3 separate regions of the Mus musculus genome follow, and regions 1 and 3 are each linked to region 2. The links are chromatin loops, found by intact Hi-C in ENCODE. Cell type or tissue: heart. All regions are shown on one strand.

Region 1 (8,000 bases), 86 kb after region 2:
GAATCAAAAGCTAATTTATTTTAAAAAGATACACACAAAGAAGCCATAGCCTAATGCTGGCATCTGCCTATAATCGCAGCAGGAAGCGTAGGCAAGAGGGTTGCCACAAGTTTGAGTGTCCTCTGGTCTACATGGCCATTGCCAAGTTAGACCCAGCTACAGATAGAGACTCTGTGTCAAAACCCTCACAGCCTCCAACATTGGACAGAGTGAGGGATGCGACACAGGCAGGGTCTACAGTAGCCAGCCTGAGCTTCATCCAGCAGGGTAATAAGGCACAACTACTCAGTTTAAGGGACTGAGAGAGGTGACAGGCTTTCTGCTGCTCTTGCAAACAGAGGGAACTGGAGACCAGACAGCAGAAGAAGAAAGAGGGGAATGAGGAAGAGGACCACAGAGCGCCTCATGTTCAACCTTGCCGTCCTTTGTGTGTGTGGAGTCAGTCCCACCACAGTCTCCTCTCCGGTCCAGTCTTGGAGGTGAAGGGTTACCTTTTCCCAGTGTTTTTTATTTCTCTGGGCCAGCTTTGTAAGCAAACAAACAAATATATAGATATAGTACTTCTTATTGGAGGTTATGTTGCTGGAGTTAAAATTAATTGTCTACACTCACATTTAATTGCAAGTTAATAAAGTGTAGCCTGGGTTACAAAGACCAAGCAGGTAAAAAGATAAGAGTGTAATTAAAGCAAAGAAGGAAAGAGCAGAATGGGAACCAGGCAGAGATGCAGTCTACCCAAAGGTAAGATTGAAAAGAAGAGAGTGAGCCCTAGAGAGTTTGTACACAGGCAGAGCTGCAGAGCAAGAGTCAGAGGTGGCATTAATTACTGAGAGGACCAGGCCAACTGTTACATCATACCCTGCCCACCAACTGCTCTAGCTCCTCGGTATTCAGGAACAGAAGTGTGACTACTGTGAAGTTGTTCTCAGGCAACTGACGAGCATTCGGCTATTTGTACCATGCAATTCTACAGGCCCTAGAGGTACCAAAACCTTCAGCAGTGTTAAACGGGCTAATGTGAAGTTATGACTGAGACCACAGCGAGAGGAGAGCATGCTCGCCCCAGAGTACACAGCAGCCCCAACCAGCAAATCCCTGCCCACAACATCACCCTATCTGGTACTAGCTCTGCCAGATGTTTTAGAAAGCAGGTGCCTCTTTCTAACCTTTGCCCTTGGGCTACTTCCTGGATCTGGATCCCTTCCCCACAGTCTACCTGTCTTCCTTGGAGGCTGGACTCATCTTGGCTCTGCAGCACTAAAAATCCTTTAATGTACCTGGCTATACTGCTCTTACTGCCCTGTGCCTGTGCTCCAGGCTTAGGACCTGTTATGGGCCCCAAGGCCATCTGCATCATGCATGCTGAGTGGGCCTGGGTGCCAAGCACAGCACAGCACAGCACAGCACGCTCTTGGGCAAAGCTCTGCTTGCATCTGCTGGCTCACAGGGCCTGGATGGACTGTCTACTTGCACTAGAAAGGCAGTGTACTCAGAGAAATTCTGTCTGCTGCGGCCACTCAGACTCATTTCACATTGTGTGGTTTGGGCCACAAATGAAGAACCAGGTCATAGTTTTCCTTCTTTGGGGTCTAGCTGAGGCAAAGAAAAAGAGTGATATTCTTTCCCATTTACCTTTTTTCCAATAAGCCCCTAAATCTGATGCATGCCTCTCTAAGGGAACAAAACAACCCTGCTCTGAAGCCCATACCTGGAGAAAAAGGATCTGATGGTGGCAGAAAGAACTGGTGAAGGGCATGGCCCCATTAGGACTGCTGGATGGGACGGTGGTAGCTGGCTGGCTAGTAGTCAGATGGACAACGGAGTCTGGGGAGAAGCTGGGGTGGGCAGAGTGCTGGGTTGGGGGAGCTGTTTGATTTCAACAGAATCCACAGTTGCAAAGGACTCAGAAAGAGAGGGCCATGTGCATGAGTGTGTGTAAGTCAGTAAGCAGGGCTGCACTGCTTTGATTGGTTTGGCCAGATTGACACTTGGCTGGGTCCTCCCGGTTCTGGTATGTGTGCCTCTCTGTACGTATGAGCTAGCAGTTGCTCCTCAGACTCTGAACTTAGGGTCTTTGTGTCTCCTCCCTGCCAGTATTGGGATCACAGGTATGCACCACTTCTGGTGTATGTGGTGCTGGAATTGATCATGCATGCTAGGCAAGCAGTCTATCAAGAGAGCTTTACCCCAACCCCCTCTCCCCCCAGAACTCTTATTTCTCTATTTGTAACTGGCTGCTAGGAATAGTCTGGTATAAATCCTTCTAGATCTTAACCAATATCTTACTACATACATGGAAAAGATTTTATTTATATTTATAAATGCTTATTATAAAGATTATAGCAAAATATACATTAAAAACTATCACTTGGGCTGGTGAGATGGCTCAGTGGGTTAGAGCACCCGACTGCTCTTCCGAAGGTCCAGAGTTCAAATCCCAGCAACCACATGGTGGCTCACAACCATCCGTAACAAGATCTGACCCCCTCTTCTGGAGTGTCTGAAGACAGCTACAGTGTACTTACATATAATAAATAAATAAATCTTTAAAAAAAAAAAACAACAAAACTATCACTTTAGTCTGGCATGGTGGTTCATGCCTATAATCCTACCACTTGGGAAACCATTACCAACCACTTGGGAAACCGACGGAGCCTTGACATCAGTTTGGTGCTAGTCTGGGCTACTGAGTAAAACCTTGTCTCAAAAAAAACAAAAACAAAAACAAAAAAAAAAAAACCAAATCAAAACCAAACCAAGCAAAAACTAAAATACCCTCCCCCCAAACAAACAAAAACCAAAGGGTGTGGAGTAGGGTTTGGACGGGTAGCTCAACTGGTGATACTTGCCTTGAAGGCACAGGCCCTAGGTTCCTCGATAAAACTGGACATGGTGGTGAACACCTACAATTCCAGTGCTTGGAAGATAGAGCCAAATGGAGATAGATTACAAGTTCAAGTTCAATCTTAGCTATATTATGAGTTGGAGGCCAGCCTGGGCTCCATGAGACCCTGTCTCAAAACAAAACAAAAATGCCAAAACACACTTTAAGACTATGTTTCTTTCTATTGGTGCTGGAAATTCAACCTACAGAACATATGCACGCTGAACATAGATGGACTCCACCCCAGCCATGTCTACACCCCCCCCCCCCACTATCTTTCATGGGCTGTTCTGTGCAGCCATATTATTGTGCTGCCATTTTTCTTTTGAAAGGGATCCTAAGCTCCATGTGGTCAGTGTCCTGGCTGTTTGTGCTCAGCAGGCCTGCATGGCCACTAGAGTGAGGTAAGCAGCCTGAGGTCTGGGGGGATCACACAGGAAATGAAAACTCTCCCTTAGTACACTGGGTAGCAAAGACAGTCTTCCAGAAAAGACTGGCTTCAGGCAACATCACAGAGGAATTCTGCAAATTAATCTGTTGTGGGAGGTTAACAGTTATTAGAACAATTGTTTTGTTTATGTCTCAGAACTGTGTGGGAAAACATGCCATCAGGTCATACTGCAGTTGAAAAAAAAACCAGGTGGTAGGAGGAAAGTGTTACTCTAAGGTCACAAATATTAGTTGTCACCAAAGCAGGACTCAGTTGAGGAATCTGGTGCCCAGTGACTTGGCCACTTCCATCCCAGTTTGCCGCTGAGTAAAAGTAAAATTTGACGATGGGAGGAATATGAACACTGAGACCATGAGGTAGAGGCAGCTCTCGTTCAGTTCCTTAGGTGGGAACAGTTCACAGGGCTGTCCCAGGGCACATTGTGAACACATCTGTTAATCAAGGGGCCTAGAAATAGGCGGCCTTGGTAGGGCAGACCACTGCCTTCCACTGGGCCTCACTAGATGTTAGTCTGCAGAAATCCTTACAATCCCTTTTCTCCTCATTATACGGAGAGCTTAGGGGGCTGGCCTGAGACCACACAACTGTAACGGTGAAGCCCAAGGCTCTCAGGACTGAGGCTCTACTGCAATCTAGCCCAATGGCTTCAGCCTGCGTCTTGAAACCAGGTGGTAAGTAAAACACTAGCTTTAAATACACTTAGGGACGCCACTGGGCTGGGCATTCAGGTTGAAAATGTGGTCCCAGTCCGGGTCGTCACTAGTAGGGCTGAGGGTAGGGCCGTGGGCCTAGCCCTCATGTTTTGGAAGATAAGAGGGAATGATCCTTGAAAACAGGATTGTCACTCCTTGGTACTGTTTTGCCTCACAGCTCTCAGCCTCCTCCTGGACCTCGGTTCAGACACAGCCCTGGGGGAGGGTGTCAATGGATTCCCAGTTCCGTGCCTTTAGTTTCCGACGCCTTGCCACCAGGGCCCGGCGGCGGCTTGCTCAGATTTTTTGCTCACAGCTATCCCCCAAAGTCCCATGGGCTCAGGCACCCGAAACCGGTCTTGGCCTTAGTGCTTTCTCACCTCTCCATTTCGTCCTCAGTCTCATTTCACTTTCGTGCATCTCAGGCCCCCACATGACCCCCACCCTAGTCCGAGTCTTCCACCCTCACCCTCGCTCTTCATCCCTTGCACCCCGCGGGCCTCACCTGCCAGCCTGCCGCAGTGCTCCCCACGAGCTGCTCTGGGCAGCCCCGCCTACTTCCCGTCCTAGGCGCCGCAGGCTCTGCGCAAGCGCAGTCGGGCCTCGGGCGCACCTCTGCTGCCTCCTGCTGGTCCCTCTGCTCTCTTGTTTCAGGGACGACAAGAGCCCCAATAGCCAGTGCGTTGCTACACTTCTCCAGCCTTGACTGGGCAGAAAGCAGTCCTTGCTTCACAATGCTCAGTCATTGCTTCACAACGTGTGTGGTGATCAGTCTCAGGGCAGTGATGCGGCTTCATACTGCTCAGGACTGGCCACCCATCAGAGACTTTAGAAAATATTTTCATGTATAACATTATATTCATTTTATACCAATGAACGTGTACACTGCCTGTGTACAGTGTGGAGAGTACCCCTTCAAGTTTCATTGTGGTCCTGCCCACTTAACCACAGGCCCCAGGGGCTTTGTGGTTAAGGGTTCCAGGCCCTTTGTGCTCAGCAGGACTGCATGGCCACTGAGAATTCGTTGAGCAGCTTGAGCTCTGGGGCTATAAAGCAGGAAATGAGACACTTTTCTTAGTGCACTGGGTAGCAAAGGCAGTCTTAAAGACAAGGTTGGCTCCAGGTTGTCACCTGGCTTTTAAAACAATTGTTCCGGCATGGTGACGCAAGCCTTTAATCCCAGCATTTGGGAGGCAGAGGCAGACAGATTTCTGAGTTCGAGGCCAGTCTGGTCTACAAAGTGAGTTCCAGGACAGCCAAGGATACACAGAGAAACCCTGTCTCGAAAAACAAAAACAAAACAAACAAAAAAACCCAATTGTTTGTTTTGTTTATGTCTCAGAACTGTGCTGACAAGCACATGCCATCAGACCCCATTGTCTTAGGAACTTGTCACCTGATTAGGTTTCAGGGAACCCATGAGCCTGGGGAACCAATAGATGGGTGTGTGTACTGGCATGGTGGGGAGAATGTCTGTCTGCTACGCAAGTAGAGTCCTGGTTCATTCAACCTGATTAAGGTTTGAGGTCATTTATAACCTGATGAGGTAGAGGGTGATACAGAGAAGACAGCAAAAGCAGGCACTAGGAACCTGGCCCTGTTAGGCTCTAGGCCAAGGACATATCTGTAATGTACCCTTTCCTGAGGTTGCTGTCACCATGATTGTCTTGTTTGTAGTCTACTATGCCAAAGCCTTTACTCTTGTTAAATTCCCAATATTAGCTATACCAACCAGCTTAGCTCAAACCTCTTCATCAAGACATGCCAAGCTGTGGGGTAGAGCCAGGAGGTCTCAGAGTGCTCAGTTCCAGGTCTCTCATCTGTGTCCTCTCCCAGTTCCCAAAATCCTTTCCCAGAAACCTGTTCTGAGCACTATGAGAGTGAGTGCAAACACTCCCTACCACACTAGCCTCTATCACTCAGAGACTGGCTGTATTACTTAGGCTTTAAAAATCTCAGGAAAGGACCTCAAACCCTTTGTTCTAGAATTTCCAGGCTCTTTACAATGGGGGTACAACTTGGTAATACTTCTGCTTAAAGGGAGCTGTTATGATTTGAAATCTGGAAGTCTCTTGAAAACTTGAGCTTTTGGGAGGTGAATGGATCATCAGGACGCTAACATCAGCAGATCAGTCTATTGGATTCATCATTCATAATAATGACATTATTAGGAGACAACGAAAACTAGGATGGAGGAAGGTCATGAGTATGTGTGCCCTGCAAGAGTGTATAGCTCTAGTCCCTGGAAAGGTCTATTTTGCCAGTCTTTCCTCTCTCCTCTTCTTAGCTACCAGAGATGACTCAAACTGAGCCCAAATCCATCTTTCTTCCTTTAAATTTTGCTCAGGTGTTTTATCACAGTGAGGAAAGGTGATTAATGGAATTTTGGCTCTCTCTTGGATATTAATTTTTCCCATAGGGCTAGAATGTATAGAAGAGGTCCACGGTGCCTTCTACAGTGCTGGGAGGATGTTGTACTTGACGAAACAGACTTCCTCATGTTAGTATGCACCACAATCTCAAGGTAAGAGAAACGGGACCTGCAGTGCCTGGGGGACAAACCACTGGAGAGCTAGCCTGTGAGATCTTGCATGCCTCCCACAATACAGGTCGCCCTGCAGCTCTGATCTCATCAGCTTCCAGAGCAGAAAAGGTGATGCCTAGGAACACAGCTGCTAAGACAGTTCACCTCTAGTCCTAATTGTTCTTGGCTGACAGGTTAGCAATGATAATGAGGCTGTACTGATGGGTGTGTGTGTATGTGTCTGAGGGGGAAGGTGACGGGGTCAGGAGTTTATAGAGTACAGCTTAGATAGCTAAGGGTATCTGCTAGAGTTCCACATAAAGGGGGCAACCGCAGGAAAAAACAAAGGGTACATTAAGAGGCCCATGTAGGTTGAAACCTCAGTATAGAATTTTAAAGATGGAATAACTAGTCTGGGTTTAAGGCCTGTAGGGCAGTCTTTCCCCAAGCCCAAACTAACCACATAACTGAGCTGTTTGTGTTCCTGCAGTCTGCTCACGATGGAATTGGGCCAAATGGGCAGAATAGCAAAGTCACAGCCTTGTGCTAGGTACTCAATTGAGATGTAGCTTATTCAGGTACCAGATTCTGACTGGAGTGGAGAGGATAGATTCCAAGTGTCTGTTCTGTCCTGTAGCTTATTACTTCTGTGCCACATTCTAACAACTTCTATACAGCTTCCTGGGCCACTGCCTGTGGGAAGCTTTCCCAAGGTATCGTCTTTGGTTGTATGGTCTTTTATGGTTGTCAGGGTTCAGGTGAAAAGTCTTGGTGGGGCTATGTGGCCAGACAACCACATGAACAACTAGTTGCCTTATGGCTTTCTGATGAGTCTCCCTGTCCTGTGTAACTGTGAATCTACTGCAGATGGAGGAATCCTATGAGGAATGCTGTTGGCCGCCTCTCAAGCAAACATTTTACAGAGCAATCTTAGGCACCTGTCTTGCTAGGCCCCTGGTACCACATGGTAAGACATGGCCAAAAGGCAGTTTCTATCGCACTTAAAAAGGGAAGCCATAATGGGTGGGTGGAGAAGGGAACACAGGAAGGGGTTATAGTCAGAAAAGTGGTCCATAGCTACATTCAGCTGCACCACAGATCAGCCTGCCTTCTAGAATATTTTCTAAACTTGGCTTCTGACCAGCTTCAGTGGAGGACTTAGCTACCTGTCTGAGGCAATACAGACACATGATGAGAGTAAGTGTTAAAATAAATCCACAATGTCACCAGAGTCACACGCAGGCTCGACATGCTTGGAGTTTCTGAGTGGCAGACATACAAATCTGGGTTAGGGATCAGGAAGCTAGGCTACAGGTGCTTAGCAAGGGTCTGGGAAAGGTGCCTGCTCCACCTGGCTCGCCAAGACTTCTCTGGGTTGCTAACGTCCACTTTCCTGCTGTGTTGCACACAGCCACACCACTGCACATGTGCATACTTAGTGTGAGCTAC
Region 2 (8,000 bases):
AATAACAATCTGTACTCCTCCACCCAAGATTTTAACTGTTACCCACTATATAGAAAGGCTTCTTTCTTTCTTTAAGATTTTCTTTTTTGTATGTTTTACCTGCTTATGTTTGTGCATTCATGTGCCTGTGGAGCCAGAGGATGTCAGATTTCCTGGAACCAGGGTTAAGGGCAGTTGCAAGCTACCACTGAACCCAAGCCATCTGCAAGAACAAATGCTCTTAATGCTGAGCCACCTCTCCAGCCTCTGCTACAAACACCACAAACTGACAGAGCCATCTCTCTCTCCATGGTAAACCCACTCTGCCTTCAGTATCCCCTCTCTTGGATTATGGCACCAGTCCTACACCTTCTCATTTTAGCTCAGCAATCTTCAAACCTAAACCCACCTTTCTTGGCTTCTCACCTTATAACTAACCTTGTCTTCATTCTATCTCTTGTGACTTTCCACAAGACCTCTTATGACTGGTTCTGTTTGCTCAAGATTCCTCATCTCCACTGGAAATGAATTACTGCACCTTGAGATGGCTACAACGGCCTGATTGCTGTATCACCACCATACTTAAAATTTGCCTATGACTCTCAAATACATCAATGCGTTCTTTCCCACCGACTTTTCTTATGGAGTCCTCTACAGTGTTTTACCTCAATACTTTTCTAAGATTAGACTCAACAGCTCAAGCTGTTACCTGTTCCTATTATCTGTCTATCAAAATCACACCCACATTTAAATGCCCAACTCAAAACTCAGTCTTCTTTTAAAAACATTTTAATTTTAATTATGTGTACTCACATACACCCATATATGTGCATACACACAGAGACACCCATAAGAGGTCGGAGGCATCAAGATTACTTGGAGTTACTGGCTATTAGGAACTGAATTTTGGTTGGAGCTCTCAACTGCTGAGCTATATCTATCCTGCACCCCACCCCCACATTTTATCTTTTTGTCTTCTACATAATGACTAGGAAGGGAACTTGAACAGATAGGCACTATTCCCGGAGAACTGTTTTAGGGAAATCTTGCTAAAGAACAGCTTAAAATCCCTTAAATAATCTTTTTAAAAGAGTTATTCTTAAATTCAGTTTTTAGTGTGTGTCCCCTAGTGAGTTTTCTATGCACCACGTGAGTGTAGATGCCCTTGGAAGCCAGGGGTTGGGTAGGAGTGTCATCTAATGTAGATGCAGGAATCTGAGCTTAGGTCCTGCAAAAGCAGCAGATGATATTCAACCACTATGCCATCTCTCCAACTTTTTAAAGATCACAACTATTCAAGTAGATACTTAAGAAGCTGCCATAAACTCAACATTGATGAGATGCTAATGACATACAATTAAGACTATTAAATAAATACTAAGATACCTAAGATATGTTATCAATCTGGAGATAAAAGGCTGATGTTAGGATTTAAATTCCAATTACATCTGCATTTTTCTTAAAATTAAAATTTGTAGGTGCCAGGTGGAAGGCAGAGGCAGGTGCCAGCCTAGTCTAAAAACTGAGTTCCAGGACAGCCAGGGCAACAACACAGAGAAACCCTGTCTTAAAAAAATGAATTAACTTTATTTTATGCATATGAATGTTTCGCTTGAATGCATCTCTATGAGAACATCTCATCTTCTGGAACTGTAATTACAGACAGTTGTGAACTGCCATGGGAATTGAACCCAGATCAGCCAGTGCTCTTAAATGCCGACTCATCTCTCCAGCCCCTAAAATTTGAATTTTAAAAAGAATTCTGCACAGCAAGTGGAAACTTCAAAGGTGAATAGCAACAGGATCTAAATAATCCATCTTCTCAGGGTGGTGGGGAATGTGTGAGTTCAACTGACAGATCCTAATTTTTTTTTGTCCCTACTTAAAATAATCCCCCCTTAAATAAATGAGCCTATAGTGGGTAATCATGAGTGTCAATAATAAGTGTTACTGGCATATTTACCAGCAGGTACAGGGTAGTAATACATGCAAGACAAATGTGATATGGAAAGTACTTTTTCTCCATTCCTCTTTTGACTTGCAGGTCCAGTTCACTTTTATCTTCGTAATTGTATACTATGAGACATTTTGCTCATAAAAATATAACTATTCATGAGTCTTTTCTTTAAAAAAAAAAAAAAAGAACGTTAATTATTCTATCTTGTTAGCACACTTGGTGAAAACACACCTTTTCTGGCATTTCTAAAATTATGACTATTCAAATTTTAATGCATTTCTGAATAGACTTGTTCATCAGGAAAATATGCCGAAGTCCTGAGATTATTAAATCAAGGAGAGGCCTGTGCAATAGCTCAAGAGCTGAAGCATTTAAAACAGGATCTTTCTACAGCAAAGCTTGATTCTAGTTCTTCGCCCTGTAAAAGGACTTCCTTTCAATACCTTATCTGAAAAAGGCTGTCTTCTCTTTCCTCAAGATAGCTAAGTTAAATTAAACTATCTCAGAGACCTTCGATAAATGAACTTGTTTTAGTTAAAACAATACACTTCAACATTCCACATGCAGGAAATCCTGCAAGTGATCGTGCAAAAACTATTCTTGAACACTGAAACGTTATGGGGAAACGATCACAGTAATCGGGCTAAAACATATGGATACATTCACACTGTTAAGAGAGTACTCTTGAGGGTAACGACGGGATAATTTAAAGTCAAATTAGGACTAACTCCAAATACTTCTTAATAATTCTAGAGTGATGCTGGCTTATCCTTTCTGAAACACAATCGGTATATTTAAATCCATTTTGAAACTTCAAGATTTCAATATGTCCACAACCAACGCTGTGTCATTAACGGTTAAGCCCGAGGCAGAAAGCATCATTAGCGCTACTTAAGATATTTTGTGAATGCTGTTCACGTACACAGAAGAGAAGAAAAATATTTTGGTGCTCAGCACACAAGCCTATTATTCCGTCTTGCAAAACCATGGCCGCCGCCACCACGGACAAGCATCTAATACAATTCCTGGCTTTAATCTAATGTCAAGAGGCGGTGGCTATAATGCTATAAATTAGGAGACACAGTGTACTTCCGTTCCCGTCCCGAGGGAGAAGCCTCGAAAGTACGCGCTTTAAGACCAAGCCCCGGAGTCTTCGAGTCCTGGCCTCAATCGGGGTTGCCCCTCCAACCGCAAACGAGAAGCAGCAGAGGAAGACGAGGAGCAACACCTAAGCCTCGACCGGCTCCAGGACCCCGCCCCAGGGCTCCAGGAGTGAAGGCCAAGAAGCCAGGGGTCCGGGGCGCCGCAGAACGCGAGGCCAAGGCGCGGGAAGGGCCGTGGGTGCGTCCAGATCAGCCACAGGCAGGGGGCACAGGGTGACCGCGTGAGGCCGGGCCTGAAATCCAGCGCGGATACTCACCAAACCATGCCGTAGGCGCCTTCTCCGATGTACGAGAGGTTGGTGTAGCGCGGCCCTACGTCGAACACCTGCCCGCGGACCATCTCCGGGCCCGCCGCCGCCGCCGCCGCCATGTTGGCTGCACAGCCGCCGCCGCCGCCGCCGCCGCCGCGTTCGGTTCGACGCTTCGCGGCTGCCGCTCGACTTATGCTGCGCTTCCCGCAGGAACCGCGCTGCCGCCCGTGTAGCCGCCCCCGCCGGCGATCGGGAACGAGGAAGGAGGACAACACAGAGGAGAGAATTAACCGCCGGTAGAACCACTGCCAGCCTTCCTGCCTGACGGGCGGGCTACGAGTGGGAGGAGGGAAGGGTTCGCGTCGAAGGGCGCTAGGGCGGAGTCAAGGGCGTGCGTGTTGATTGGCTTCTCTTGGTAGAGAGGGCGGAGTCTCGCGGGTCGGCGGAAGCAGCGAGGTGAGGCAGGAGCACTGCGGCTGCGGGGGAGGGACGTCATGTGCGCTCGGAGACCCAAGCGCTGGGTAGCTCTAGAGAGCTAGGTTGGAATTTAGGCATAAGGACCCCACAGAGTCCCACCCACTGTCCTGGTGCTGTGCCTGGTCCAGAACGAACTCACACGGGACCAGGGACTTGGCTTGAGACCAGAGGACTCACTGCACACCAACCACGGGACCCCTGAGACAGACCTCTAAGAATACGTGGCCCACATTGTGCACTCTGATGAACTTAGACCATCAGAGTGGGACAGAAACCAAAAAGCATAACCCAGACCCAGAAAAAAACTTTCACCCTGTAATGAGCATAATTTTAAAAAATGCCTTTTAGACATATAAAACTAGATTAAGCAGGAATCCCACAGCATCCAAGGCTGCTCCTGATCCAGAGCTCAGTGACATCACTCACGCAAGATAACCAGATACAGTCCTAGAACCCCATGATGCCCACTGGACAGAATATAAGCAGAGACCAAAAGCAGTGATTTGCTCTACACATCTGGAGAGATACACCTTGATCTGCTCTGTGGCTAGAGAATCCACTCCCCCCCCCCCCCCCCCCCCCCCGCCAGGGTCCTGATCCTCAAATCAGAAACCTGATCTGAAGCTAAGATAGGTGACACAGGTGACCTTGGGGAGACAGGCTTAGGACTGTAAGAAATTTAGACTGTAAACCTTGCATGATGACCTTCAGCATAATAAAATATAACTTTTGTTATACTAACTACATATATCTACCTTCTTGCCCGTGACACACACCTAACAGTGTGAGACATAAGTAAGCAGAAACCAAAACACAAGACATTGAATCCCCTAATTAGAGGTTTGTTCAAGAAGATTTGCTGAATATCTACGGCACTGGAGCCAGCCATGCTTCCAGAGTGAAAAGACAGACAAAATACAATATTTGCACTTAAGTGTTGTGAAGAAATAAAAAGCCAAGGGAAAGTATAGAGAGCTGTGGGTAGGGACACTGGAAAAAGACATAGAAATTTGGGGACTCGGGTCCAGGTGTTGTGCAACAGTTTCCTGAAGGACTGAAACATTCTATGAACTTGAAACATTCTAACTTGAGGGGAAGCTTCTGAAATAGTAAACTAAAAACTAAAAGCAGCAAGGCGGCATGGTGCCTCACACCTTGATTCCCACCACTTGTGAGGCAGTGGCAGGCAGATCGCTTATGAATTGGAAGCCAGCCTGGTCTACAGAGTGAGTTCCAGGATAGCCAAGAATATGCAGAGAAACCCTGTCTCAAAAAAACAAAACCAATCAAAAAACTCAAAGGAGTTTCAGGAAGTCCTTAAAACTGACCAGATTCACTAGGCCCCTCCCACCAGAGTAAGCAATAAAAGCTGAGAGTCCCTCTGAGATGGAGCTCAGGTGAGCTGCAAAGACTCTTGAGACCAGCTACCTGGAAGAGGCAAAACCCTGCCTGCTGCCTGGTAATGGTTTAGACAAACTTATGCACTCGGAAGGACACTCTTCAACTTCAGCAGCATCCACACTTTGGTCTGTTGTGAGCTCCTGTTTGTAGTGAGGAAACCTGTGTTGTGTCTCCCCAGGAAAAGTTTTGTCACAGATGGGTATACTGAAACACAGCATAGTTAGAATGGCTAAAACATCTGAACAAGATTTAGAAAAAAAAAACCAACCAACCAAACAAAAAAACTTGATGTCATGGGTCCGAACCAGTCACAAACACCACTAAACTGAAGGATGAAATTGGAATCTTAAAGTTGGTGGATGCCCAGACAAAGCAGAGCTAATGAGATTATAAGTGACTACCACTGTCTCCTGAGCCATCCCTGGAAGCAGACTCCTGTGTGGCCAACATGGAGATCTAACTTAGAGACATCAAGTCTGGCCTTCTAGACATCAATAAAGATTAACTAGGCAATCTCAAAGATAAAAAAGTAAATCTTTAATAATAAAGGGAAGAACTGGGGTGTTCCTCAGTGGAGGAATGCATACTAAGCATATGGCAAGTTTTTGATTCTTTAATCCTTCAAAATGTTTTAGTCCATTCAGCAGAATCTATTTCAGAAGAAACCTAATACCATGGCTCTATTAAAATGTATTTTTTAAAGACCAGGATAGATGGATAGTATCATGAAATAAAAACCCCACGAATTAACATAAAATTAGCAGCTGAAACAGTAAACATCTGATGACACAGAAGAACAAGTCAGCAGTATAAAAGGTAGATATTAGGAAAGTTTGCAAAATCATTAAAACCGCTAAAAAAGAAAACAATCTAGGATAGTATTGCATGCTTTTAATCACAGCATTTGCTCAGACAGGGCTCCATACTAAGACCTGTCTTTAAAAGCAAGAAAGAAAATAATTGAGATAATTGTAGGAATTCAAACTATATATATCCAAAAATAAAACTGAGGCAATTGGGCTGGAGAGATGGCTCAGCGGTTAAGAGCACTGACTGCTCTTCTGATGGTCCTGAGTTCAAGTCCCAGCAACCACATGGTGGCCCACAACCATCCATAATGAGATCTGACGCCCTCTTCTGATGCATCTGAAGACAGCTACAGTGTACTTAGATATAATAATAAATAAATCTTTAAAAAAAAAAACTGAGGCAATCAATTAGAAACAATAATCAAAATGGAAGAAAACTTTCCTCAGACATACAAGTAGAAAATTCAATGGGTTCTCGGGGTTCCAGAAAATTAATAAGCAGAGGTCAACTTGTGTTAGTTACTTATCCTGTTTCAGTGTTTAAATGCCCTGACAAAAGCAATTTAAAGGAGAAAGGGTTTATTTTGAATCCCAGTTTGAGAATACGGTCCATCCCGGTTAGAAAGCCTGGCTCAGGACTTGAGGTGGCTGCTTACATAAGCAGGAATCAGAGAGTGGTATATGCTAATACTCAGCTTTTAATAACCCCCTGTTTAATATAGCCTAGTACTTCAGCCCAGATCAGTGCTCTCCATAGTTAAGGTGAGTCTTCCAACTTCCATTAACATAATCTGAATAATTTCTCACCAGCACGCCCAAAGTCTGTCTCCTAGGAGATTCTAGATTCTGTCAGATTGACAGTATTAACCATCACACAACTTTAAGACAGAATCTGGGTGGGTGGACACATTTTTAACGTAGATTTACTTATCTTTATCTATGTGTATAAATGTTTTGCCTGCTGATGGTAGAGGCCAGAAGAGGGTGTTGGAACTGGAGTTAGAGACTGTTGCAAGCTGCTGCTGGGCGCTGAGAACTGAACCTGGGTTCATTGCAAGAACAGCAAGGGCTCTTACCTGCTGAGCCATCTCTTCAGCTGCCAAAAGTTGCTACATTTTAGAGATAAAGAACAAACTAATGAGCTGGGCAGTGGTGGCACATGCCTTTAATCCCAGCACTTGGGAAGCAGAGGTAGGCAGATTTCTGAGTTCGAGGCCAGCCTGGTCTACAGAGTGAGTTCCAGAACAGCCAGGGCTATACAGAGAAACACTGTCTCACAAAAAGCAAAAATCAAACAAACAAACAAAAAAAAACCCCAAAAAACCAAGCTAATGATATTTTAGCAGAAGATAAAGTTACTTATTTAAAAAGCTAAAAACTAGCACCAGAGAGAGACATCAGTAGTCAGAGGGGACACTCAGAAGGTAGAGGTGATGGGTCAGAAGTTCGAGGTCATTCTTGGCTACAAAACAATTTGAGGCCAGCCTGAGCTACAGGAGTACAGGAGACTGGCCCCTGTTTCAGAAAAGAAAAAGAGAAAGAAAGAAACAAAGAAGAGAAGAAAAGAAAAAGAAAGAGAGAGAGAAAGAGAAAAAACCTAAATATTGACCCTCAGATTTCATGATAATAATTTGTGTAGTAATTAAATGCTAAAGGAAAATAAAACACGCCTGGCAGCTGTTGGAAGGTCTGATTGTGACTCTTGGTATCATTTCATTCACCCTAATGTCTTAATTCCTCCTAGATCTCTGTTGCTCTGAATAACTAACTCTCTCTCTCTCTCTCTCTCTCTCTCTCTCTCTCTCTCTCTCTCTCCCTCCCTCCCTTTGGTGCCCCACCTCCCACATCCCCCCAGGCAGGGCGTCTCTGGAACTCACTCTGTAGACTGGCCTCAGGGCTCTGCCTGCTTCTGCCTCCTGAGTGCTGGGATTAAAGATGCATGTGCAACCATGCCTGGCTTTGA
Region 3 (8,000 bases), 130 kb before region 2:
CACAGGAGTATCTGTGAGTTTATTGCTAATCTGGTCTCTAAGACAGGCAAGGCTGCATAGAGAGACATGTCTCAAAAGGGAAGTCATTGAAGTTTGCAGCATTCTTCGCTGCCATTCTCAGCACCCATCTACTTTCTGTCCTTATAAATTGCTTATTCTGGCCTCAAAATATGGCCTTTTGTGTCTGTTTGATTTCATTTAGGGTAATTTTTCAAAGTCCATGCATCCTGCAGTTAGTCCTTTACTCCTTTTAATGGTTACCTGATATTCCTGCATCACTGTCTTTTCTGTGAGTGTGGTATGTTTGCACACATGTGTGTGCAGGACACAGAGCTGGGAGTCGGTGTCTTTCTCTAGCTTCACCTTTTTCTTTCTTTTTTTTTTTTTTAAACTTGGTTTTTCAAGACAGGGTTTCTCTGTGTAGCCCTGGCTGTCCTGGAACTCACTCTGTAGACCAGGCTGGTTTCAAACTCAGAAATCCACCTGCCTCTGCCTCTCAAGTGCTGGGGTTAAAGGCGTGCGCCACCACTGCCTGGCCACTTTTCACTCTTAACAGGCATCAGGACAAGCCTCTTTGCTTTGCACTGTGTTCCTCTGTCACTCACAGGCACTAAGATCTGTTTCCAGCCTTTTACTATTGTAAGCAGTGCTATAATGTAAACCCTGAACAGGTTCCATGGGAGAGGTTTCTAGAAGTCATGTCTTGGGAGACAGCCTGCAGCCTATGACTGTGTGTCTGACAGCCCTGTGAGCAAGTATGGTACATCATGAGCATGTGTTGGCCATCTCTCATGCAGGACGCCAGCCTGTAGCCGACCCTCCAACACGGATGAGACGCCATCTCCTGTTGTGAAAACCTCCATCTTCACTCCGCCTGTACTGCTCAAGTTCCAACCTGTGCCCAGACCCAATGATGATTCAGAGAATGACTCTGGCAGCGCAGAGTCCACTCCTGCCAAGGAGAGCCAGTAATCTCTTCCCAACAGACCATGCCCCAGGACTGAATAAAGTTCATCCTGGTGTTGAGCTTGTTGTATGTCCTCTCTGCTTTCGCCTGGACTACGGAGAGAGTTTAAGGATAGCCTGGACTCTATAGAAAAACCCTATTTCAAACCTCACCCCTCAAGTATGGGCAGTGTGTGTTTGGATCACACGTGCAATGGCCCCTCACGTGCACTGTAACAAGCAATTCTGTTGTGCTTGAGAGAGTGGGGTGGGAAATCCCGTTCTTCCCTTTAGTGGTTCAGACCCCTTAGGGCTTCACTTTCCTTGAGTTGCAAGTGCACTATATTGTTCCTGCATGTAATCTCCAAACACAGGCCTAGTTTGATAGGTGTTTCTACCCAGAGGAGAAATGAGTGGGTCAGTCAGTTTACAGCTTGTTACTTGCCCGAGTTTCAAAACTGTGATTCTCATTGTCACCTCATATGCTGGCCTTAGAATCTTTCTCCATGTAAGATGTCAATCATTACTGGACATTAGTGGATATACATATTGAGTCATGGTTGATCATACCTCACTTGGGACTATAGATAATAAAAATCAGAACATAAGCAAAATTACTATATAATTATAAATTATGATAAACTATGAGAGAGGTGAGTGGGGTGGCCAAGAAAGTGTTTTTTTGTTTTGTTTTGTTTTGGTCTCACTGTATATTCTTGGTTGACCTGTAACTCAATATGTAGACTAGGAGGACTTGAACTTACAGAACTTACCAGCCTCTGCCTCCCAAGTACTGGTAGTTTTGTTTAGTTTTGATTTGCTTTTGAGACATGGTTTCTCTACTCACTGTAGACCAGGCTGGCCTCAGACTCATAGAGATCTGCTTGCTTCTGCCTCCCAAGTGTACACCACCATACTGGGCTAAAAGATCTTTTGAGGTAAGATTTATTTGGAAGGCAGAAGTTATGAAGTAAGAAGCTGACAGGATGACTGCCTTTGGCTAACTGGGTGGATGGTGGTCCTTGTTAATCCTGCCAAATGAGAATCAGACCAGTGACCCAGATTTTTTGGTTGCATTTTCAGTTAGACAGGGTTATCTCCCTAAAGTAGGATTTGAGAGCATAGTCTCAAAGGAGAATTTTTTTTTTTAATATCCCCCAAACTGCAAGGCTAGGGGGTTTCTAATGTTTTATGTTTATGTAGGAATTTGACAAGACATCTTAAAATTATTTGGTTGAAGATCTTATCAGGAGGTTAGGGTTAGGGTATGGAACATACCATTTAGCATCAAAGTGGAGATTTGGAACAAGGAAATTAAGAATTCTTTGATCAGCCAGGCGGTGGTGGCACACACCTTTAATCCCAGCACTTGGGAGGCAGAGGCAGTGGATTTCTGAGTTCCAGGCCAGCCTGATCTATAGAGTGAGCACCAGGACAGCCAGGGCTACACAGAGAAACCCTGTCTCAAAAAACAAAAACAAACAAAAACCCAGCTTAGGGTGGAGAGATGCCTTAACAAATAAGAGCTGTGCAAGTCTGGCAAAGAGAACCAACTCCTCACTTGTCCTCTGAGCTCTACACTTGTGGCATGGCCACTATTTAACCACACACACAATTTTAAAAAGGAAACTTGGGGCCGGGCATGGTGGCACACTCCTCTAGTCCCAGCACTCGGGAGGCAGAGGCAGGCGGATTTCTGAGTTCGAGGCCAGCCTGGTCTACAGAGTGAGTTCCAGGACAGCCAGGGCTACACAGAGAAACCCTGTTTCGAAATACCAAAAAAAAAAAAAAAAAAGGAGACTTGGGACCCATTCTCCCGGCACATGAGACCCAGACCAAAGATCTGGCCACAGAAGGAGCAGAGAGGGCTTGGTCATCTGCCAGCTGATGGGCCTGAAGGGCGTGGGGACCGAACGAGAGAAGAGTTGAGTATACACATGGACATGGCTTTAGAGAAGGTGAAAAAGGTTGAAGATCTTTAGATACAAAGGAGGTGAGTCTGAGTGAGTCTGCCTAGCATAGCATGGACTGAACAAGTAGCCAGACAGTGCATAGAAAAGTTTTTGAGGGCTTGGGGGAGGCAACGCAGTATGGTGGGAGACAGGAAAAGTGGATTCTACTCAAAGTTAGCAAGCTTCAGCCTAGCACGGTGCCTGCACCCAGCACCTGGACACCTGGAAACCACAATTCCCAGAATGCTTTCTTCCAACTTCCGGGATCCAGTGCGTCGATCTCCGGAAGTAGTTGAGAAAGCGGAGGCGCCATAGTCAGTGTCTGCTGTGGTCTCTTCGGTTTGTTGCCACCATGGGGAAGCGACAGCACCAGAAGGACAAGATGTAAGTTGGGTCGCGTCTCTCGTCTCAGCTCGTCGCCGTGCTGAAGGCTATCATCTGAAAGCCTCAGCTCTCACAGGCGCGGTCTCGTCCCTCAGTGCAGCCTACGCGGGCCAGGGCGTTCTACCGCCGGACTAACTAACTTCCGGGATTTCCCTACCCCTAGCCTTTCTGCGAACGAGTTTTGCCCCTGAGTTGGTTGTCCGCTTCGTCCTGGCTCTAGTCTGAGAGCCTACACACAGGCGACAGCCTTCAAGTTGAAGATAGGCGGGTCGTGCTCCATGTTCCCCTCCCATTTGCTGCTGCTGTACTTTCTGTTTTCTGTTGTCTCTTCAGATGCTCCCCGCCCCTAGCTGCTTGCAAGGATATCTTTGACTTCTGTATTGCCAGATCTAGTATCCAGCTTTTCAGTCCTTGGGCTTCTTCCCTTTCCAAAAGTAGCCTTTAGTGAGATCTTACATGCGCTTAGTAGTTTTTTTTGTTTGTTTTTGTTTTTGTTTTTGTTTTTCAAGATAGGGTTTCTCTGTGTAGCCCTGGCTGTCCTGGAACTCACTTTGTAGATCAGGCTGGCCTCGAACTCAGAAATCCCCTTGCCTCTGCCTCCCGAGTGCTAGGATTAAAGGCTTGGCGCTTAGTAATTTAATCTGCGAATGATCTCTATTTCATTCCTCTTTGCTGGGCTTCCCCTCCCCTTGTCCCAGACCTCGGGGGTGTTTCCTTCATCCCTGTGGTGGATCTGTTCAAAGAGTCTCTTGCACTAAGTCAGCAGCTTTCACTCAGTTCTCCACTTGGAAAACTTACAGCTTTTTCAAAACTAGTATGCTAAAAGGGAACTTGATAATTTTCACACCTAAGCCTGCCGTTTCTTATCCTAGCTCAGTGGTTACATAGTGGGTCCCTGATTTACTATATATAGACTGAAGACAATTCTCATCCTAACAGAAGAACAACCGCACAGAGCAACTGGAGCTATGTTAGATCATGTCTGGGTCCTGCTCAAAATCACCCACCAGCTTCCCATCACACTTAGGCAAATAGAGAGTACTCTCCTTGATCTTTGACTCATTTTTGACTCGGCCGCTGTCCTTGCTTCTGTGTCTTTTTCTGCTGCTACGTACCTCATCACACTCTTCCTCTGCTGTCTCCTTTCTGGAACAGATTCAGCTTGTCCTGTTCCAGCCTCAGTAAGTGTTATTCCTGTAAAGGGCTTCCCCAGAGCTTTGTGTGCCTAGCTCTTCCTGTCAGATAGTCTATAAGTCCAGTTCATTTCCTTCTGGACAAGGTGCTGTTGATGTTTCTTTATCTCTCCATCTTTTGTCCTTCTTATGTGCCACACAATGCAGATGTTTAATGTGATTTGACAAGTGAGTGGGCGTTCTGTCATAAGTTACTTTTACAGCTTCTGTCCTGTCCGTGGCAGGACCCAGTAACACATGCTCTGTCTTCCTCAGGTATATCACTTGTGCTGAGTACACTCATTTCTATGGTGGCAGGAAGCCAGGTAAGGGGATGCTGGTGGTCCTGAAGAATGCTGTCTCCTGTGATCCAGAGCTATCCAGAACACTGACATTATAGTAGATAACGAGACGGTCCATAGTTGATAAAAAGAGGACATATACTCAACATAGTACAGTATACTTCCATCTTAGAGGAGAATACTTAAAAATATAACTCTTTCAAGTTCAGGCCTTTTCCTTAGGAAGTGCTATAGCCTTCTTTCTTTCTTTCTTTCTTTCTTTCTTTCTTTCTTTCTTTTTTGTTTTTTGTTTTTTTGTTTTTTTTTGTTTTTTTTTGAGGCAGAATTTCTCTGTGTAGCCTTGGATGTCCTGGAACTCACTCTGTCTGTAGACCAGGCTGCCCTCAAAGTCAGAATCCGCCTGCCTCTGCTTCCCAAGTGCTGGGATTAAAGGCGTGCACTGCCACTGCCCAGCAACCTTATTCTTTATAGGAGGAAAAAAGGAAGGTTAATATCCAAAGTTGCCAAGGCTGTAGAAAAAAGGATTTATTTTATGTGCATTGGTGTTTTGCCTGCATGTATGTTTGTGTGAGGGTGTTAGATCCCCTGGAACTAGAGTTACAGATGGCTGTCAGCTGCCCTGTGGGTGTTGGGAACATGGGTCCTCTGGAATAGCAGCCAGTGCTCGTAACTGTTATCTCCAGCCCCATAAATATATATATATTTTTTTCTCTTTTAAAGATAGTCTTATTATGTAGCTCAAGCTGGTCTTGAACTCAAGATCTTTCTTCCTCTGCCTCACCAGTGCTGGAATTGATTTGTGATTTGATAATATCAAAAGATGCTATGTGAATCCAGGTATAGTGGTGCATGCTTTTAATTCCTGGACAGCCAGAGCTATACAGAGAAGTACCATCTCAAAAAAGCAAACAACAGGGCTGGAGAGATGGCTCAGTGGGTAAGAGCACCTGACTGCTCTTCCAAAGGTCCAGAGTTCAAATCCCAGCAACCACATGGTGGCTCACAACCATCCATAATGAGATCTGACTCCCTCTTCTGGAGTGTCTGAAGACAGCTATAGTGTACTTACATATAATAAATAAATCTAAAAAAAAAAAAAAAAAAAAAAAAGCAAACAACAACAAAAAGGCCCTGCATGTGTTTGTAGACTAGAGGTCATTGTGTGTTGTCCTCATTGATAATCCATCTTAAAAAATCTGTTTTCATACTATTTTTTAAGACTTATATGTATGTATGTATGTATGTGTGTGTGTGTATTTGTCTACGTGAGTACATGCACATGAATGTGGGTACCCTGGAGTCCAGAGGAGAGTGGGTGCTGGGAACGAAGCTCTGGTCTTCTGCAATAGCATCAAGTGCTCTTAACCTCTGAGCTATTTCTCCAGCTCCTTGTTTGTTTTCAAAACAGGATCTCCATGTGGCCTTGGCTGCCCTGGAACTCACTATGTAGATTGAGCTGGTCTTGAACTCATAGAAATTTACCTGCCTCTGCCTCCAACTGCTAGGATTAAAGGTGTGTTTCACTTCTCAGCTCATCTTGTGTTGAGACAAGAGTCTGTCACTAAACCTAGAGCTCAATGATGGGCTAGACTGGCTTGTCAGTAAGTTGCTTCCGTCTCTACCTCCAGTGAAGTACACTGAGCCACTGAGCCATTTTTCTAGCACCTATTATTTTGAGGTGTGTGAGTGTGCGTGCATGCATGAATAGATACCTGCCCTTAGAGGCCAGAGGTGTTAGGTTCCCTGGTGAGTTACAGGCAGTTGTGAACCACCATGTGAGTGTTAAGAACTGAGCTCAAGTCTTGTATAAGAGCAGAATATATTCTTAACTGCCTAGCCATCTTTCTGAACCCTACCAGAAGATTTTTTTTTTCTTTTTTCTCCAAGATAGAGTTTCTCTGTGTAGCCCTGGCTGTCCTAGAACTTGCATTGTATACCAGGCTGGCCTTGAATGCAGAGATCTGCCTGCCTCTGCTTCCCATGTGGTGGGACTAAAGGTGAGTGGCACCACTGGCTAGCAACTACCAAAAGATTCTTAATTTAGGGCCTGGAGGTATAGTTCAGTGATGAAACTAGCATATAGCATATATAAGGCCCTGGGTTTGATCTCTAGTAACACATAATACATTCTTCTTTCTCGAAACAACAGCAATAAAAAATTTAATTCATAGTAATATAGCTTTGTTTTTGTTTTTGTTTGCTTTGTCTTTTGTTTTTTGAGACAGGGTTTCTGGGTGCACAGTCCTGGCTATCCTGGAACTCGCTTTGTAGACCAGGCTGTCCTCAAACTCACAGAGTTCCACCTGTCTCTGCTTCCCTCTCAAGTACTGGGATTAAAGGAGTGCATCGCCATGCCTGCTGTAGTAATGTAGTTTTAATGGTAGGTATACATAGATGAAATATTTTCCAAATAGGTTATCTGTTTTTTATTTCATCTTTAACAGATATCTCACAGACAAGTTTTCGCCGCTTACCTTTTGACCACTGCAGGTGAGAGCTTCAAATCCTTCTGTTTTCCCTTGGCTTTGGTTGAGTATCATTTCTCCCAAAACAGGTGTGTGTGTTTTAACTGCAGCTTGGGCTGACCTTGAACTCCTGAATCTCCTGCTGCTACCTCCCAAGTATTAGGATTATAGGCTGCCATCCTTGCATATTTGCATAGATTTTTTAAAAAGATTTATTTATTTATTATATGTGTGTACACTGTAGCTGTCTTCAGACACACCAGAAGAGGGCATCAGATTTCATTACAGATGGTTGTGAGCCACCACGTGGTTGCTGGGATTTGAACTCAGGGCCTCTGGAAGAGCAGTCAGTGCTCTTAACTGCTAGACCATCTCTCTAGTGCTTGTTTTTTTTTTTTTTAAAGATTTATTTATTTATTATATGTAAGTACACTGTAGCTGTCTTCAGACGCACCAGAAGAGGGCATCAGATCTCTGTTACAGGTGGTTGTGAGCCACCATGTGGTTGCTGGGATTTGAACTTCGGACCTTTGGAAGAGCAATCGGGTGCTCTTACCCCCTGAGCCATCTCACCAGCCCCTTGTTTTGTTTTTTAAGGTAGGGTCTGTTTTCTGCTCTGGCTTCTGACTGACCTGGAACTCATTAAACTTAAAAAGACTGACGTGCCTCTGCCTCGAGAACACTAGAACTAAAGGCTTGAGACCAAGAAAGGGCGATCAGCAGTGGCCCAGGCAGCTCACAGCTGCAGACACATGTGAAGCGTAGCTGTGGTAGCTGAGG

Evidence for each region. Hi-C counts contacts between places; a loop is a spot of excess contacts. Peaks named below come from ENCODE experiments on the same cell type or tissue, not always from the same donor. Only the 100,000 strongest peaks of a DNase experiment are listed, where the experiment ranks them.
Region 1: it touches region 2 in a loop (2.2-fold over the local background); 1 of 42 quality-filtered maps calls a loop at or near these places.
Region 3: a loop joins it to region 2, with 2.8 times the contacts of the local background. A loop is called at or near these places in 1 of 42 quality-filtered maps.

The regions. Positions count from the first base shown.
Region 1 is chr16:16,893,157-16,901,156 of GRCm38, reverse strand. Ppm1f (protein phosphatase 1F (PP2C domain containing)) reads right to left here and starts at 4,688. Exons shown (of 8, transcript NM_176833.4): 1 at 4,533-4,688. In heart, a CTCF peak has its summit at 4,655 (motif pointing left); a DNase peak (open chromatin) is centred at 4,536; H3K4me3 peaks cover 1,353 bases; H3K27ac peaks cover 1,714 bases.
Region 2 is chr16:16,979,096-16,987,095 of GRCm38, reverse strand. It overlaps Mapk1 (mitogen-activated protein kinase 1), which reads right to left and starts at 3,714. Exons shown (of 9, transcript NM_011949.3): 1 at 3,357-3,714. The coding sequence starts at 3,469. In heart, no CTCF peak of the experiment used is centred here; DNase peaks (open chromatin) are centred at 3,125 and 3,745; H3K4me3 peaks cover 2,929 bases; H3K27ac peaks cover 1,835 bases.
Region 3 is chr16:17,106,424-17,114,423 of GRCm38, reverse strand. Ppil2 (peptidylprolyl isomerase (cyclophilin)-like 2) reads left to right here and starts at 3,172. Exons shown (of 21, transcript NM_001252444.1): 1 at 3,172-3,281; 2 at 4,730-4,779; 3 at 7,200-7,245. The coding sequence starts at 3,250. It overlaps 2610318N02Rik (RIKEN cDNA 2610318N02 gene), which reads left to right. Exons shown (of 7, transcript NM_001358255.1): 7 at 798-1,026. The coding sequence ends at 972. In heart, a CTCF peak has its summit at 7,664 (motif pointing right); a DNase peak (open chromatin) is centred at 3,153; H3K4me3 peaks cover 1,860 bases; H3K27ac peaks cover 580 bases.